Regions from separate parts of the Homo sapiens genome. Here region 1 is linked to region 2. The links are chromatin loops, found by intact Hi-C in ENCODE. Cell type or tissue: heart right ventricle. All regions are shown on one strand. Region 1 overlaps RRP1B (ribosomal RNA processing 1B). Region 2 holds the start of LOC105372824 (a long non-coding RNA gene).

Region 1 (8,000 bases), 55 kb before region 2:
TGGGAGGCTGAGGTGGGAGAGAATCACTTGAACCCAGGAGGTGGAGGCTGAAGTGAGCCAAGATCGTGCCACTGCACTCCAGCCTGGGCAACCAAGCAAAACACTGTCTCAAAAAATAAATAAATAAACAGATAGATAGATAGATAGATAGATAGATAGATAGATAGATAGAATCAAGAACCTTTTTTTTCTTTTTAATTTTTAGACCTGGTGGACGGGAAGTAATTTTTTTTTTTTTTTGAGATGGAGTTTCGCTCTTGTCGCCCAGGCTGGAGTGCAATGGCGCAATCTCAGCTCACTGCAACCTCTGCCTCCCGGGTTCAAGCAATTCTCCTGCCTCAGCCTCCCAAGTAGCTGGGATTACAGGCATGCACCACCATGCTTAGCAAAATTTGTATCTATCTTTTGGTCAGGCTGGTCTCGAACTCCCGACCTCAGTTGATCCGCCCGCCTGGGCCTCCCAAAGTCTTGGAATTACAGACAGGCGTGAGCCACCATGCCCGGCCAAGAATCTTTAAAAGAAAGAAAAAATACTCTGGCCAGGCACGGTGGCTCACACCTGTAATCCCATCACTTTGGGAGCCTGAGGTGGGAGGATCACTTGAGCCTAGGAGTTGGAGACCAGCTTGGGCAACATAACAAGACCTTGACTTTACAAAAATTTTAAAATTAGCCAAGCGTGATGGCACATGCCTGTGGTCTCAGCTACTCAGGAGGCTGAGCTGGGAGAATCAGTTGAACCTGGGAGGGTGAGGCTGCCGTGAATCATGATCGTGTCACTGCACTGCGTCCTGGGCAACAGAGCTACCAGCGACCCTGTCTCAAAAAAGAAAGAATAAAAGAAATAGTCTAGTCTAGGTGTGGAGACTCATGCCTATAATCCTAGTACTTTGGAAGGCCAAGATGGGAAGATCACTTGAGCCCAGGAGTTTGAGACCAGCTTGGGCAACATAATGAGACCCCCATCTCTAAAACAAAACGAAAAAAAGAAATAGTCTGATTTTAAATTTGGTGTAGATAACAGAGTTGACTAAGGACCTGGAGCAAATTTTATGTGGTCATGGGAGTAGTCTCTGGGTCCCTCCGCTCCCCACATTTCTGTCGCCTAACCTGGACACAGACTCTCTTCCAAGTGCAGTTCCGGACGTTCCCTCCCAGTTGCGTTCATGAAACGTGTGCTGCGCCTGCCCCATCCTCCCCAGGCCTTGCCCTGATGTCGCACCACTAATAAGCTTAGAGGGTTCCAGAAACAGTACACGTTTAAAATAATTTTGAGTTCTCCTGAGTCTGTTTAATCTGCTTCTTCATAGGCTGTAACACTCTGAATTTTTTAAGTGCTAAAAGTTGCATTAATATTGACTTGTGCTTCCTGAAGCATGCTCGTGAAAAGTGACTGTACTGCTGTGACAGGTTCTCACCAAGGTCCTAAACTGACCTGAGACTAGGGCCGGATTCCTGCGTCCATGCTCCTACCCCTGGTGGTCCAGGGCGATGCCGTGTCCCATCCGCTTGCCTGCGTCCCTGGACAGGAGCTTCCCATGCACCGCAGCCTTCGTCCTAACGGGACCACGTGTGGGGGAGGAAATCATCGAAGGCAGCAGGGAATTGGGGTTTTATGGGTACAAAAGGCAAAACATGTGCTTTTTCCCAGACTTACCTTCATTCCCATAGCCTGAACAATCAAAATGTCCTGGGAAATTATAAATGGCTTTGCAGAGTTTTTCTCCTTAAATAAATTTTCTTTCATTTTTTCTTTTTTTGAGACGGAGTCTCGTTGTCGCCCGGGCTGGAGTGCAGTGGCATGATCTTGGCTCACTGCAACCTCTGCCTCCTGGGTTCAAGCGATTCTCATGCCTCAGCCTCCCAAGTAGCTGGGATTACAGGCACCCGCAACCACGCCCAGCTAATTTTTGTATTTTTAGTGGAGACGGGGTTTCGCCATGTTGCCCAGGCTGATCTAGAATTCCTGGCCTCAAGTGATCCACCCACCTCAGCCTCCCAAAGTGCTAGAATTACAGGCGTGAGCCACCGTGCCCAACCTTCTTTTTTGCTAAGAGACACCTAATTAGACAGTGGCTCCTGTGGAAGTAGTCACTTCTGTGTATTTGATATGTCAATAATTTGGTCTTTGGGTATATTTTGACAGCACTGGGCAAAAACCATTCCAGAAAAGATGGACTCAGTGATGAAAGAGGAAGAGATGACTGTGGAACCTTTGAGGACACAGGGCCCCTTCTCCAGGTGGGTAGCAGTTGTTGCTTTTTATAGAATATAGATTTGCTGTGGAGTAGCCTGACTAGAGAATTAGGGTCACAGCTAGTTAAGCTATAAGGCCTGAAGCGTAAACTCCTTTTTAATCCCTTCAGTCACTAAATGTCACCTTCTGAAGAATAACCTTATTGGAGACAAGGAAATGTAAATATGATGGAGTTTTGAAAGAGATAGTAGCACTTATTTTGAATGGCTAAGCTCTCCTCTGTTCTCTACCACAGAGCCAGCTCTAGTGGCACTTTTCAAATAAAAAAAAGTTTGCCAAGTACAGATTGCAAATCTAGATTAAATTTAAAATTTAATTACAAGCTCACGCCTGTAATCCCAGCACTTTGGGAGGCCCAGGCGGGCAGATCACCTGAGGTCAAGAGTTCGAGACCAGCCTGGCCAACACAGTGAAACCCGTCTCTACTAAAAATACAAAAATTAGCCCGACACCGTGGCGCACGCCTGTAATCCCAGCTACTCGGGAGGCTGAGGCAGGAAAATCATTTGAACCCGGGAGGTGGAGGTTGCAGTGAACTGAGATCATGCCACTGCACTCCAGCCTGGGTGACAGACTCTGGCTCAAAAAAAAAAAAAAAAAAGCACACCCAGGTAAATTTTGTTGTGGGTACTCTATCACAATTTTTTTTTTTTAAGAATTGCTTACCCAGCTTTTCCCAAGAATAATTTTTTTTTTTTTTGAGACAGAGTCGCACTCTGTCTCCCAGGCTGGAGTGCGGTGGCTCGATCTCGGCTCACTGCAAGCTCTGCCTCCTGAGTTCACGCCATTCTCCTGCCTCAGCCTCCCGAGTAGCTGGGACTACAGGCGCCCGCCATCACGCCCGGCTAATATTTTGTATTTTTAGTAGAGACGGGGTTTTGCCGTGTTAGCCAGGATGGTCTCGATGTCCTGACCTTGTGATCCACCCGCCTCAGCCTCCCAAAGTGCTGGGATTACAGGCATGAGCCACCGCGCCCGGCCTGAACATGCATTTTTCAAAGGTAGTGCTTGTGCTCCTGGTTGCCAAGTCCCAGCACAAGCTTGTTTAGCCTATCTGTTGCCAAATGCTTCAGTAAGGGTTTCTCTTACTAGCAGATGTAAATGGCCAAGTCAGGCAGTGTTGTTTGGCTGCAGACTTATGTTTAGTTTCTCTTCCTGCCTAGTTTGACTATAAGGCTGTTGCTGATCGACTCCTGGAAATGACCAGCAGGAAGAACACGCCCCACTTCAACAGGAAGCGCCTCTCCAAACTCATCAAGAAGTCAGTAACTGGGGAGAGGGTTCTGACATCATCATTCCTTTAGTTCTCATCTCCTGGTGTGGGACAAGCCATCTGCATGCTTATCTTTTTTCTTTCTTCTTTTTTTGTCCTTTAATGCTTTTGTGTATAGCAATGTAATAGACACATGTAAACTGAAAAGCTTAATGGAAACAGCAGTCCCACCCCTCAGGTTCCATTCTTCCAGTGCAGCCATACTCATCTCTTAGCTGCTTTAGAATGATGTGAAGTCTATTCATGTCTAAAATGAACCAACCAGAAACTGATGTGAATCTGCTATTTAGGTGTCTTCTGCTGGTGTGCTGCTGAGATAGATAGGGTTAATTCTTTACCTCTCCCCTCCCTCCCATATGGCTATGCCAAAAGTGTTAGTTAATTCAGCTGTCAGTGTTGATGTCACTCTGACCATAGTGACATGATGACCTGGAATTCATGGAGGGCCTCGTGTGGCTTGCTGTCATTGGTGACAACAACTGTCTGATCACACTCTAGGAGCCGGGCACTGCTCTGAGCACTTTGTATACATTCAAGTATTCCATGTTAAGCCCCCAGAAAGTAGCTCCTGTAGTTTTGCCCATTTCCCAGCTGGTTCTTAGGGCACAGGATGGTCCTAGCTTGCCTGAGGTCCCTGCCATCCAGTGTCTCCTCCCCCATGCACCTCCCCACACTGCGCTTCGATGCGTCTTGTTTGTTCTAATGCACAAAAATTGTGTGAAGCAAAACATGGCTTCGCCTTTCTCCACTGGAGAATTGAATATGAGAGAGATCTAAGCTATTTCTGCCTTCAGAAACAAAAATTGAATTTCTTAGTTTGATTTGGGTGTGCCAAGATGCATCTTTGGCCCGCCGTGTCCTTGCTGGTATTGATGGTAACCGAGGGCGGCACTGGCCTTGAGCTTTTTGGCTTTTGTATTGCACCACCCTTCCCTCACAGAATTTCCTGTCTAGCCTCCCCTCCTGGAGGAGAACGTGAATTAACAACTATTTAACTATGGCTTGTATTTTAAAAATCAAATACATATGTCTACAGAAGACAGAAGGGATTTCTTTATGAACATTTGTTATTTTTTTATTTTTTATTTTTTATTTTTTTATTTTTAGATTCCAAGACCTTTCTGAAGGTGAGGCGCGCCAAGAATCATCATTCATGGTGTTTTTCGTGAATATGGACCCCACTGGGGGCGTTGATGCCAAACGCTGAGAAACAAGATTGAAAGAACTTTACTGAAAACCTCTGATAAGAAATAATAGTCCCTAGCCCAGGCAAAATAGCAAGGCCACATCTCTACTAAAAATGAAAAAATTAGCCAGGCGTGGTGGCGTGATCCTGTAGTCCCAGTCACTTGGGAGTCTAAGAGGGGAGGATCGCTTGAGCCCAGGAGGTCCAGGATGCAGTAAGTTGTAATCACACCACTGCACTCCAGCCTGGGTGACACAACAAGACCCCAACTTTTAAGAAAGACAGACCAGCCCTTACCTAGTCATACCGCAGTACAGCGTGGGAAGTGATGCAAGCCTAGGGCTCCCTGCAGCCTGCCCACCTTCCTATCCTGGGCTCTCCCTAACCACCAAAGCAAGAGGGCAGACTGCTCTCATGTGTGGGTACTGCGATGTTTTGGTTTGGTTTTTATTATTTTAACTAGATGGATTTTCAATGGCCTAGGAAGGTTTTAATTGGATACTCTATGAAGGTAAAAAATGTAATTTCTCAGGATCCCTTTCATTTGCTCTTATGGTCAATGGTCCCCCCGGGAAAGGCTGATGCTGTAAGCTTTGTTACATTTGGACAAGTCAGTGAAGTTACCCCATACCCGTCATTCACTAGGGACACTTGGAATTGGGAAAGGCACCAGCAAGCTGGTTGGAATGCAGAGACTGCATTAGCCAAGCGTCCGGGGTCCAGCCATGGAGGGTGTCACCGAGGGCTTGTGATCCCTTGCCTTGCCTTGGTTGAGAAATCCACAAAGCTTTTTTAAGTCTGTAATTCCTGTGTCAGCAGCGCTCAGGTTTGGGTGGGAGAAACGGTGAGGAACGATGATGATGAGGCAGAAATTGGGAGGGGTGCTGCTCTTAGGCCCCTGGGGCAGAGTCTTGAGCGCCTGGGGAAGCTAACAGTGTGTCACTCTGGCATCTAGGAAGCAGTATATCTCAACTCAGTTTTGCGGAGGACATTTCTGCTGATGAAGATGACCAAATCCTCAGTCAAGGAAAGCATAAGAAGAAAGGAAATAAACTTTTAGAGAAAACTAACTTGGAAAAGGAGAAAGGTAAGCTGTAAAGCTAAAAAGAAGGGCACGACTCAGCCCTTGGGGAGCGGCATGCACCATGGAGGCCTCGGAGACTTGAGCTCGTGCCGTCATAAAGCATTAGCAGAGCCCAAAGCTTCAGTCTTTAATGGCTGAGAGGTAAAGGCGGTTTTCCAAGTGTTGTGCTGTTTTTGGTGGAGCCGCGTCCCCACCTCACCCCGCTCACGTCCGCCTGCTCTCCAGGGCACCTCTGCAGGGAAGCAGGAGCTGCAGGGAGCACTGGGGGGCGGCTGTTTGATGACCACTCGAGATCTATGGTTTTTACCCTTGAGCCCTAAAATTAGTGGAAATGGGACTATTTCAGTTCCATATGTGTTTATAAACGGACAGAAGGAAGGCTTCCAGTCACAGTTGGGGATGGAGGAAGTGGGACCAGACGACAAAGGTAGTGGGCGCACCAAGTACCTCAAGGGAGACAGGAACTTTCCTCGTGGTAGAATGTCAGGAAATTGCGTCCGCCAGTCATACTGTCTGAGAATCGCCAGCAGGACTCTGGCCCAGCTGGCACTGGGTGCTTGTTGATGGGTTTCTGTCTTTTTAGGAAGCAGAGTCTTTTGTGTAGAGGAAGAGGACAGTGAAAGCAGTCTTCAAAAGAGAAGAAGGAAGAAGAAGAAGAAGCACCACCTGCAGCCTGAAAATCCAGGCCCAGGGGGTGCAGCCCCATCCCTGGAACAGAACCGGGGCAGGGAGCCCGAGGCCTCTGGGCTGAAAGCCCTGAAGGCACGTGTGGCCGAGCCAGGTGCAGAGGCCACGTCCAGCACTGGGGAGGAGAGTGGCTCCGAGCATCCTCCAGCCGTCCCCATGCACAATAAAAGGAAACGGCCACGGAAGAAGAGCCCGAGGGCCCACAGGGAAATGTTGGAATCAGCAGTGTTGCCCCCAGAGGACATGTCTCAGAGTGGCCCGAGTGGCAGTCATCCTCAGGGACCTAGAGGGTCCCCGACAGGTGGAGCCCAACTCCTAAAAAGGAAGCGGAAACTTGGAGTTGTGCCCGTCAATGGCAGTGGCCTGTCCACGCCGGCCTGGCCTCCATTGCAGCAGGAAGGCCCTCCCACAGGCCCCGCAGAGGGGGCGAACAGCCACACCACGCTGCCCCAGCGCAGGAGGCTGCAGAAAAAGAAGGCAGGGCCCGGCAGCCTGGAGCTCTGTGGCCTGCCCAGCCAGAAAACAGCAAGTTTGAAAAAGAGGAAGAAAATGAGAGTGATGTCAAACTTGGTGGAGCACAACGGGGTGCTGGAGTCCGAAGCTGGGCAACCCCAGGCTCTGGTAAGGTGGGAGCACCCACAGGCCAGCTCGCCACAGAGGCACTCACTCGCGTCCATGGGGCTCCACTGCCTCCTGAGAGGAAGGGTGGGGGCTGGCGGCCAGGCCTCTGGACTCAGCAGCAGTTAGAATAGGGTGTGTTCATAACAGCCTTCACTAAGGAGGAAATCACAGGTGACCAGTACTTCGGTCCTCCTCATCGGCCACCTTCACTCCCTTAGGCCACATGCTTGGGTTCGGGAGGGCCCACTCCAAGCTGGGAAAGTTATCCCTTGGGCCAGGCACTCCTGCCCCAGGCGTGTTCAGGCCAGTCTAGGCCTCTGTCAAAGGCAGGTCTGGTTTTCTTCATCAGCGCATGGCCAGTCCAGGCCCCTTTGGCAAAAGAGGAAGCCCAAAATTCTCTTGCTTCACTCACCTTCTTTTCTATATTCTTTTCTTTTCTTAGCTTCCCCCCTACCCCCCAGCTCAAGAAACTTCACTAGCAGGACCACTTATCTTCTTAATGGAAAGACTTTCCTTCCACTTTGATTTCTAGAGCCAGATATAAATGAGGAACCAAGCTGTTGATCTGGTCTTGGGTCTGGCTGTGTCACCCAGGCTGGAGTGCGGTGGCACAATCTCGGCTCACTGCAACCTCCACCTCCCAGGTTCAAGCGATTCTTCTGCCTCTGCCTCCCAAGTAGCTGGAATTACAGATACACATCACCATGCCCAGCTAATTTTTGTTATTTTTGTAGAGACAGAGTTTTGCCTTGTTGCCCAGGCTGGGCTCAAGCAGTCCACCTGCCTCGGCCTCCCAAAGTGCGGGATTACAGGCGAGAGCCCCCGCGCCTGGCCCTGATCCGCTTTTCACACCACCTCTGGGCGCCCTGGGCTTCCAGGCCAGGGCCGGCAA
Region 2 (8,000 bases):
CAGGGCTGCGCTCCCCGGGCTGTCTCAGGGGCCACGTTGTCATGTTCCTCCTGCTGCGTGGCCCATCGTGCGTGCCCAGGACCAGCTCACGCCCTGTGTGACCGGCCACGTGAGCCCAGCCACAAGCAGCCGTGCGGACACTCGGGCCGTTTCCACTTTTTGGCTGTTGGGGTCATGCTGCCATGAACGTTTGTCTCAGTTCTCCAGTGAGCACCTAGGAGTTGAAGGTGGGGTTGCACAGGCTGCGCCTGATTTGGCAGGGAGCTGGGATGATGCTGCCAGGGAGCTCATTCGCGACTCTGCCCAGGGTTTTCCTTTTCCTTTTTCTGTTTTTTTTTTTTTTTTTTTGTGAGACAAGGTCTCCCTCTGTCATTCAGGCTGGAGTGCAGTCCTGCGGTCATGACTCACTGCAGCCTTGACTTCCTGAGCTCAAGAGATCCTCCCACCTCACCCTCTTAAGTGGCTGGGTCTACAGGTGTGCACCACCACACCGAGCTAATTTTGCTATTTTTCATAGAGACGGAGTCTCACTATGTTGCCCAAGGTGGTCTTGAACTCCTTGGGCTCAAGCGATCCTGCCCCCTCAGCCTCCCAAAGTGCTGGGATTACAGGTGTGAGACTCCACGCCCAGTCTTTTCTTTTTTCTTTTTTAGAGACAAGGTCGGTCTCTGTCGCCCAGGCTGGCGTGAAGTGGCGCAACCAGCTCACTGCAGCCTTGACCTCCTGGGCTGAAGCAATCTTTCTGCCTCCACCTCCCGAGTGGCTGGGACTATAGTTGTGCACCAGCACGCCCACCTCCTGCCCAGGGTTGTTACTGGGGTGGTCACGTGGGCAGCTTCTGCCTGGGATGGGCCACAAAGCCAGACTCCCGGCAGGGACACGGGTGTTCCACACAAGCTGCGTTGTTGGTTCCCTGACGCCCTTCAGGCTGGGGGGTGGGAAAGCCGATCCCCCAAGTGCCTGCAGAGCCCACCTGGCGCAGGCCTCGCCGCCTCGAGGCTGCTGCTCGCACTTCTGCCCCTTCCCCCGGCCAGGCCCCCGTTCCTTGAGGCCGTACCACAAGGTGCGTTCATTTTTCCACACCGTGAGCTGGGCTTGGCAGAGCCTCCACCTTGTGGCCAGTATTCCCAGTGGCCCCTTTGAGAGGATTTCCTGGAGCTCCCTGTCTGAGCTTCCCGGACTGAGGGCACTGGGAAGGAGCCTGCGGAGCTGGAGGTCAGCGGGTGGACGGGTTGCGCTGTCCTGGCTTTCGGAGTGTAGAGCCAGAGGGGATGGGACAGGTGCCCTGCTGCTGGGCTTGGTGGTCCCTGCTGCAGGGAAGGGGCAGCTGGTGTGAACACAAGGAGCTGCGGGGCTGGAGAAGGCCAGGGCCAGGAGCCTGCCGACGGACACCAGCGAGGGGCCAGGCCGGGCCAGGAGCCTGCCGACGGACACCAGCGAGGGGCCAGGCCGGGCCAGACTCCCTGGCCGGCTGGGATCTGACAGGAGTGCCAGGCTCCTTGGGCCGCCCGAGGAACCGCTTGTTTGCCTGTGCTTTTTCATCTGTAAATGGAATGAGTTGGACACAAGATCCAAGCGCCCTCCCCTGTTGGAGAAGGTTCTTGTGGGCTCTGGGCCCATCCCACATCCCACAGTGGGCAGGAGGCCACCAAGAGGTGCAAGACCATGCCCTCTGTTTCGATAGGAAGCTGGGCCTCAGAGGGGCCTGGGGCCTGTGTCTGAGACCCGGCCAAGTGCTGGACGTCTCCCCTTCCTCATGGCTGTTATGGCTGAATTACGTCCCCCCAAATTCTCATGTTGCAGCCTTAACCCCAGCACCTCAGTGTGGGACTGGGTTTGGAGATGGAGCCCCTACAGAGGTCAGCAGGTTAAAAGAGGCCATCAGGGCTCTGGGTGGGCCCTGATCCAAGCTGCTTGGTGTCCTTGTAAGAAGAAGAGATGAGGACACAGACACACACAGAGGGACAGCCCCATGAGGAAACAGGGAGGCAATGCCGTCTGCAAGCCCAGGGCAGAGGCCTCAGGAACCAGCCCTGGTGACACCTGGACCTTGGACCCCCGTGCCCAGGACAGTAGGAGAATTGGAGCCGCCTGGCTGCAGTCCTTCCCGATGGCACCCTGTATTAGTCCGTTCTCACACTGCTAATTGTTGGGAAAAGGGCTTGTGGAATGCCTGTATAAACTGGCCATGAAAATATGGGACAATAAGTTGTGGAAAGCCACAAGAGGCCTCTGAGGAGGAAAGCCTCCTAATTGCCATCATGTTCGCATGCTCAGGGCGAGACCTGCTGTCTTATCTGTAAACACCGTGTTCAAGGAGAAAGACATTCCTTCGAAGCACTGGACTGTGGACAGACACACGAGCTCCTGGTTAAGCCCGCTCCCACCAGCTCCTGTCCGATAAGTTAAAGATACGCTGTTTGAGCACAAAGGAGATTCATTGAAACCGCTATTGCTGTAGATTACGCCTGTGACGCACTGCCTCCCTTTCACTGTTTCGCCCTGAATATCTGCTTCTCAGATCTAAGTGACTGTACTCAATAAATAGCGTGGAGACCAGAGCTCAGTGCCTTTTGCAGCCTCCATTTTGCCACTGGCCCCCTGGCTCCTACCTTTATGAACTCTTTTCTTTTTCTTTTTTTTTTTTTTTGGAGACGGAGTCTCACTCTGTTGCCCAGGCTGGAGTGCAGTGGCGCGATCTCCACTCACTGCAAGCTCCACCCCCTGGGTTCATGCCATTCTCCTGCCTTAGCCTCCCAAGTAGCTGGGACTACAGGCACCCGCAACCACGCCCGGCTAATTTTTTTGTATTTTTAGTAGGGACGGGGTTTCACAGTGTTCACCAGGTTGGTCTCGATCTCCTGACCTCACACACCACGCCCAGCTAATTTTTGTATTTTTTAGTAGAGATGAGGTTTTGCCACGTTGGCCAGGCTGGTCTCGAACTCCCGACCTCAGGTGATCTGCCTGCCTGAGCCTCCCAAACTGCTGGGATTACAGGCGTGAGCCACCGCACCCGGCCCCACCTTTATGAACTCTTAACCTGTCTCTTCTCATTCCTTTGTCACTACCGGACGTTGGATACACCATGGGTGGTGTTGAGGCTGGTCCCCAACACTAATAAAGACATACCTGAGACTGGGTCATTTGTAAAGGAAAAAGGTTTAATGGACTCACAGTTCAGCAGAGCTGGGGAGGCCTCAGGAAACTTACAGTTATGGCAGAAGGGGAAACAAACACCTCCTTCACATTGGCGGCAGGAAGGAGAAGTGCAGACTGAGGGGCCCAGGGTTTTAAAAGCCCCTTGAAACCATCAGCTTTTGTGAGAACTCAGTCACTATCATGAGAACAAGATGGGGGAACCACCCCCATGATTGAATGACCTCCTGCCAGGTCCCTCCCACAACATGTAGGGATTATGGGAACTGCAATTCAAGATGAGATTTGGGTGGGGACACAGCCAGGCCATGTCACCTCCCCAGGAAAGGAGCACATGTGCAGCAGTGGTGAGTCCCACCCTGCCTGGAAAGATATCAAAATCCGAGGGCAGAAAGGACCAGGAGGGACCATTGCTCACCTCCCTCCTCCTACCCCTTACCCCAAACCCCGCCCCAGCCTGGCAGAAGCCTCCTCAGGACACACCCTCCACCGGAGGGGCAGGCTGCTGTGTGAGGCACTGACCTCGCCCGCAGTGGATACCACCTGCCCCTCCTGACCCCAGTGACTGTTAACCCAGAGTCCATCAGGGGCTTGGTCTCTGGCAGACCCACCCCTCAGTGCGTACACTCTGGTGTCCCGGGCAGAGTACAGGGCAGGCGCCCCCAGGTGCACCCCCCAGATGCCGCACTGTGCCTGGAGCGTGGCTCCTGATGGCAGTCTCAGGACCTTTGCGCCACACGTCCTCCCGTGCGACGGCTGCTGGGGAAAGCCAAAGGCGTCCCTTCCAGCGGGAGCCAGCGACTGGTACGCAGGAGGGCCCTCAGGGGCAGGAGCCATGGAGCCCTCCTCTGGTGTGGGAATTCAGGGGATCTTAGCCACAGGGCATGGCGCGTGGGCGCAGAGCCGGCCGTGACCCACAAGTGCGTGATACTTGTACTTTGCTATTCTAGGAACCCATACATCAGTTTTCCTTATTTGCTGAAAAAGGCATGCATTAGAGGGGTGATTCATGTGGGAGGAGGCCGGGAGCCCCTCGATGTGAGGCGTTTCTCATGGGCGAATGTGGGGTATCCATGGTGGACCCCCACCCTGTGTGGATGGCTGCCCCCTGAGCAGTGCTTTGAGCTGGAGCTGTGGTCAGGTTCCGCAGTGCAGGAAGGGCTCCCAGGAGGCTGGTGGTCCCGCCTGCAGGAAGCCGACGCGTCTGTCCTCACACATTGATATGCCTGTCTGCCTGGGACGGACACTTCACCCTGGCTACCCATCGGGCCAAGGGCAGGTTGTATACACCTGGGCTGAGGCCTCTTTCTCATTCACATCTATCTCTTGCTCAGGAGTTGATCTAAGACAGGCTCTAATTGCACCTTAATAAGCTTGTTGGGGAGGAGTTGGGGGTGGGGACATAACAAGCCCTACCTGCCAGGGTATCCGGGTGACAGTGGCCGGTGGCCGAGCACCCCGGCCTGAATAGCTGGGGACTAATGCAGGAGACGCTGGGAAACAAGAGACTGTGACGTTGTGCGGAGGGAGTAGCCAGGGGCCTTCCGGACAGCAATGGGGGAGCAACGCAGCCGTGAGCTGGTGTGTCTCTCCCCACGCTCCTCCTGTACCTGGGACGCAGCTCCCGCAGGAACTGGCAGTGGGAGTGTGGGGGCCACGGAGGTCGTAGTAACCATCCCTGACAGTGCAGGGGCGGGGGGCTCGCGGGGGGGCTCGCGGGGGGCTCGCGGGGGGGCTCGCGGGGGGGCTCGCGGGGGGCTCGCGGGGGGCTCGCGGGGGGGCTCGCGGGGGGCTCGCGGGGGGCTCGCGGGGGGGCTCGCGGGGGGGCTCGCGGGGGGGCTCGCGGGGGGCTCGCGGGGGGGCTCGCGGGGGGCTCGCGGGGGGGCTCGCGGGGGGGCTCGCGGGGGGCTGGCGGGGGGCTGGCGGGGGGCTCGCGGGGGGGCTCGCGGGGGGGCTCGCGGGGGGGCTCGCGGGGGGCTCGCGGGGGGGCTCGCGGGGGGCTCGCGGGGGGCTCGAGGCGTCCCATGTGGGCAGCCGTTGGGACCTGCCAAGCACTGCGCCTAGTGATCTCCTTCGGGTTTGAGCCAGTCCATGGGGAGGAGCCGTCCACCAGGCAGCCTCAGGGAGAGTGGGCGGGTGTCAAGGGAAGCCCACGGCCCCAGCTGGCCCCCTTGTGTCTGAGCCCCCATGGCTTCCTCTGCCTCTAGGCTATGCCCACTGGAAGGGCCAAGTGCTGAATTCAGATGAGCTCCAGGAGTTGTACGAAGGCCTGAGGCTGAACAACATGAATAAATATGACTACGTGCTCACAGGTAGGTGCCGGAGCAAGCTGCCGCAGGGGACTACGCACCCCACTCCAGCCAGGGTGGGCTCAGGGAGGTCCAGAGCACCCCCGCCCTGGGCCTGTCTCGGGTCCCTGCCCCTTCAAGGAGGGCCTTGGCGTGCCCAAGCCACCATCACACCCCCGGTAGCCTGGGGGGTCCTGGCCACACTATGCCTGCCGGGACAATGACTGCCCAGGCTGTGCCAAGTCACCCCCACTCCTGTGACCACACTGGGGTTCCAGTGCCCAGGGGAGGGTGCAGGCAGGGTGTTGGGAACGCTGACCGGGGCAGGACAGGTGGGTGGGACACTCAATTAGGTGACGGGCTGCTACCTGGTACACTGCCATCCTTTGTCAACTTTCTGGTTAAAAAAAAATTGTATTTGTATACATGTTTATTATTATTATTATTTTTGAGACAGGGTCTCACTCTGTGGCCCAGGCTGTAGTGCAATGGCACAATCATAGCTCACTGCAGCCTCAACCTCCCAGGCTCAGGTGATCCTCCTGCCTCAACATCCCAAGTAGCTGGGAGTAAAGGCGTGCACCACCATGCCCAGCTAACTTTTTGTGGGTGTGTGTGGAGACAGGGTTTTGCCATGTTGCCCAGGCTGGTCTTGAACTCCTAGGCTCAAGCCAGCCACCCACCCTAGCCTCCCAAAGTGCTGGGATTACAGGCGTGAGCCACTGCAGCCAGCCTGGTTTCTACACTTTTAAATGGTTAGGGGAAACACTTAGCCTCCCAAAGTGTTAGAATTACAGGCGTGAGCCACTGCGCCCAGCCTCTCTACATGTCTAAAGGTCACATATAAGGCCAGGCACAGGGGCTCGAACCTGTAATCCCAGCACTTTGGGAAGACTAGGAGGGAGGCTCGCTTGAGACCAGGAGTTCAAAACCAGCCTGAGCGGCATAGTGAGACCTTGTCTCTACAAAAAAATTTTTAAAAATTAATTAGCTGGGCACAGTCCCAGCTACTCGGGAAGCTCAGGTGGGAGGATGGCTTGAGCCTGGGAGTTCAAGGCTGCAGTGAGCTATGGTTGAACCACTGCACTCTGGACTAGGGGACAGAATGAGACCCTGTCTCAAAATAAATAAGATTAAAGTGTCATATGCTTATTACTGAAAGTAGAAATATAAATAAAGGAAAGATCACTCCTTCACCTCTCGCCCGTGGGTTCATTCCTGTGAAGCACAGCGTTTCTGTTGAGAAATGCTGCCGGGTCTGCCCTCCGTGTCTTTCAACTGTGAGGACACCTCGTTTGCACCCACCTCCCTCCCCCCAGCTCCTGAGCACTGTGGGGACACCTCACCTGCACCCACCTCCCTCCCCCCGCTCTGAGCACTATGGGGACACCTCGCCTGCACCCACCTCCCTCCCCCCAGCTCCTGAGCACTATGGGGACACCTCGCCTGCATCCACCTCCCTCCCCCCGCCCCCAGCACTGTGGGGACACCTCGCCTGCACCCACCTCCCTCCCCCCAGCTCCCGAGCACTGTGGGGACACCTCGCCTGCACCCACCTCCTTCCCCCCAGCTCCCGAGCACTGTGGGGACACCTCGCCTGCACCCACCTCCTTCCCCCCAGCTCCCGAGCACTGTGGGGACACCCCGCCTGCACCCACCTCCCTCTCCCCCGCCCCCAGCACTGTGGGGACACCTCGCCTGCACCCACCTCCCTCCCCCCAGCCCCCGAGCACTGTGGGGACACCTCACTTGCACCCACCTCCCTCCCCCCAGCCCCTGAGCACTGTGGGGACACCTCGCCTGCACCCACCTCCCTCCCCCCTGCCCCTGAGCACTGTGGGGACACCTCGCCTGCACCCACCTCCCTCCCCAGCCACCCCTCTGCAGGGTCTGCTGGTGCTTCTCTTTCTTTGTGCCACAGTTGATCGTGGTGAGTCTCCTGTTTTCTGAGGGTGACCTGGATTCTCCCCCTAAAGGTTATACGAGGGACAAGTCGTTCCTGGCCATGGTGGTGGACATTGTGCAGGAGCTGAAGCAGCAGAACCCCAGGCTGGTGTACGGTAGGCAGGGGCCCACCCTCGGGTCTGGCTGTGTGGCCCCACACGGGTGGGGCTGGCCTGGGAGCCCGGGAAGGGACGTCTTAGCCTCCTTCCTCCTCTGCACGCCTCCGTGCCCCGCCTCTCCGGGCCAGTGAATTGTGTCTGCTGGGCCTCTGAAGATGTTGGCCTGCTGAAGTCCGCTGGGCTAGAAGCGTTTGCAGGTGACCCTGGTGTCTTGTGTGGCTGGTGTGAGACAGGAAGGGGTGTCAGTGTGCTCGTATAGTGGGGCTGCTGTGTGAATGCCTGGGGCCCAGGCAGCACTGTTGTGTGACTACACTCACCCTAAAGGCGGAAGGGGCAAGGGGCCACACCCAGGCAGGGCCAGGCTAGGGAGTGGGGGAGGGCAGGGTCATACCCAGGCAGGGCCAGGCTAGGGAGTGGGGGGAGGGAGGGTCACACCCAGGCTGGGCCCGCTAGGGAGTGGCCAAGTCTTTGGGGCATCTGCCTTGATCGG

What was found. Hi-C counts contacts between places; a loop is a spot of excess contacts. Peaks named below come from ENCODE experiments on the same cell type or tissue, not always from the same donor. Only the 100,000 strongest peaks of a DNase experiment are listed, where the experiment ranks them.
Region 1: it touches region 2 in a loop (2.8-fold over the local background); 12 of 110 quality-filtered maps call a loop at or near these places.

Annotation. Positions count from the first base shown.
Region 1 is chr21:43,681,133-43,689,132 of GRCh38, forward strand. RRP1B (ribosomal RNA processing 1B) reads left to right here. Exons shown (of 16, transcript NM_015056.3): 9 at 2,147-2,241; 10 at 3,421-3,518; 11 at 4,638-4,657; 12 at 5,672-5,803; 13 at 6,384-7,108. Among named protein-coding and RNA genes, the nearest start is that of RRP1B, 26 kb to the left of the region's middle. RefSeq lists a silencer at 6,984-7,113. In heart right ventricle, no CTCF peak of the experiment used is centred here; no DNase peak of the experiment used is centred here; H3K27ac peaks cover 1,813 bases.
Region 2 is chr21:43,736,301-43,744,300 of GRCh38, forward strand. It overlaps PDXK (pyridoxal kinase), which reads left to right. Exons shown (of 11, transcript NM_003681.5): 3 at 5,367-5,471; 4 at 7,424-7,507. LOC105372824 (a long non-coding RNA gene) reads left to right here and starts at 700. Exons shown (of 1, transcript XR_005647074.1): 1 at 700-1,797. RefSeq lists enhancers at 892-1,391, 3,323-4,061, 4,062-4,800. In heart right ventricle, no CTCF peak of the experiment used is centred here; a DNase peak (open chromatin) is centred at 4,683; H3K27ac peaks cover 603 bases.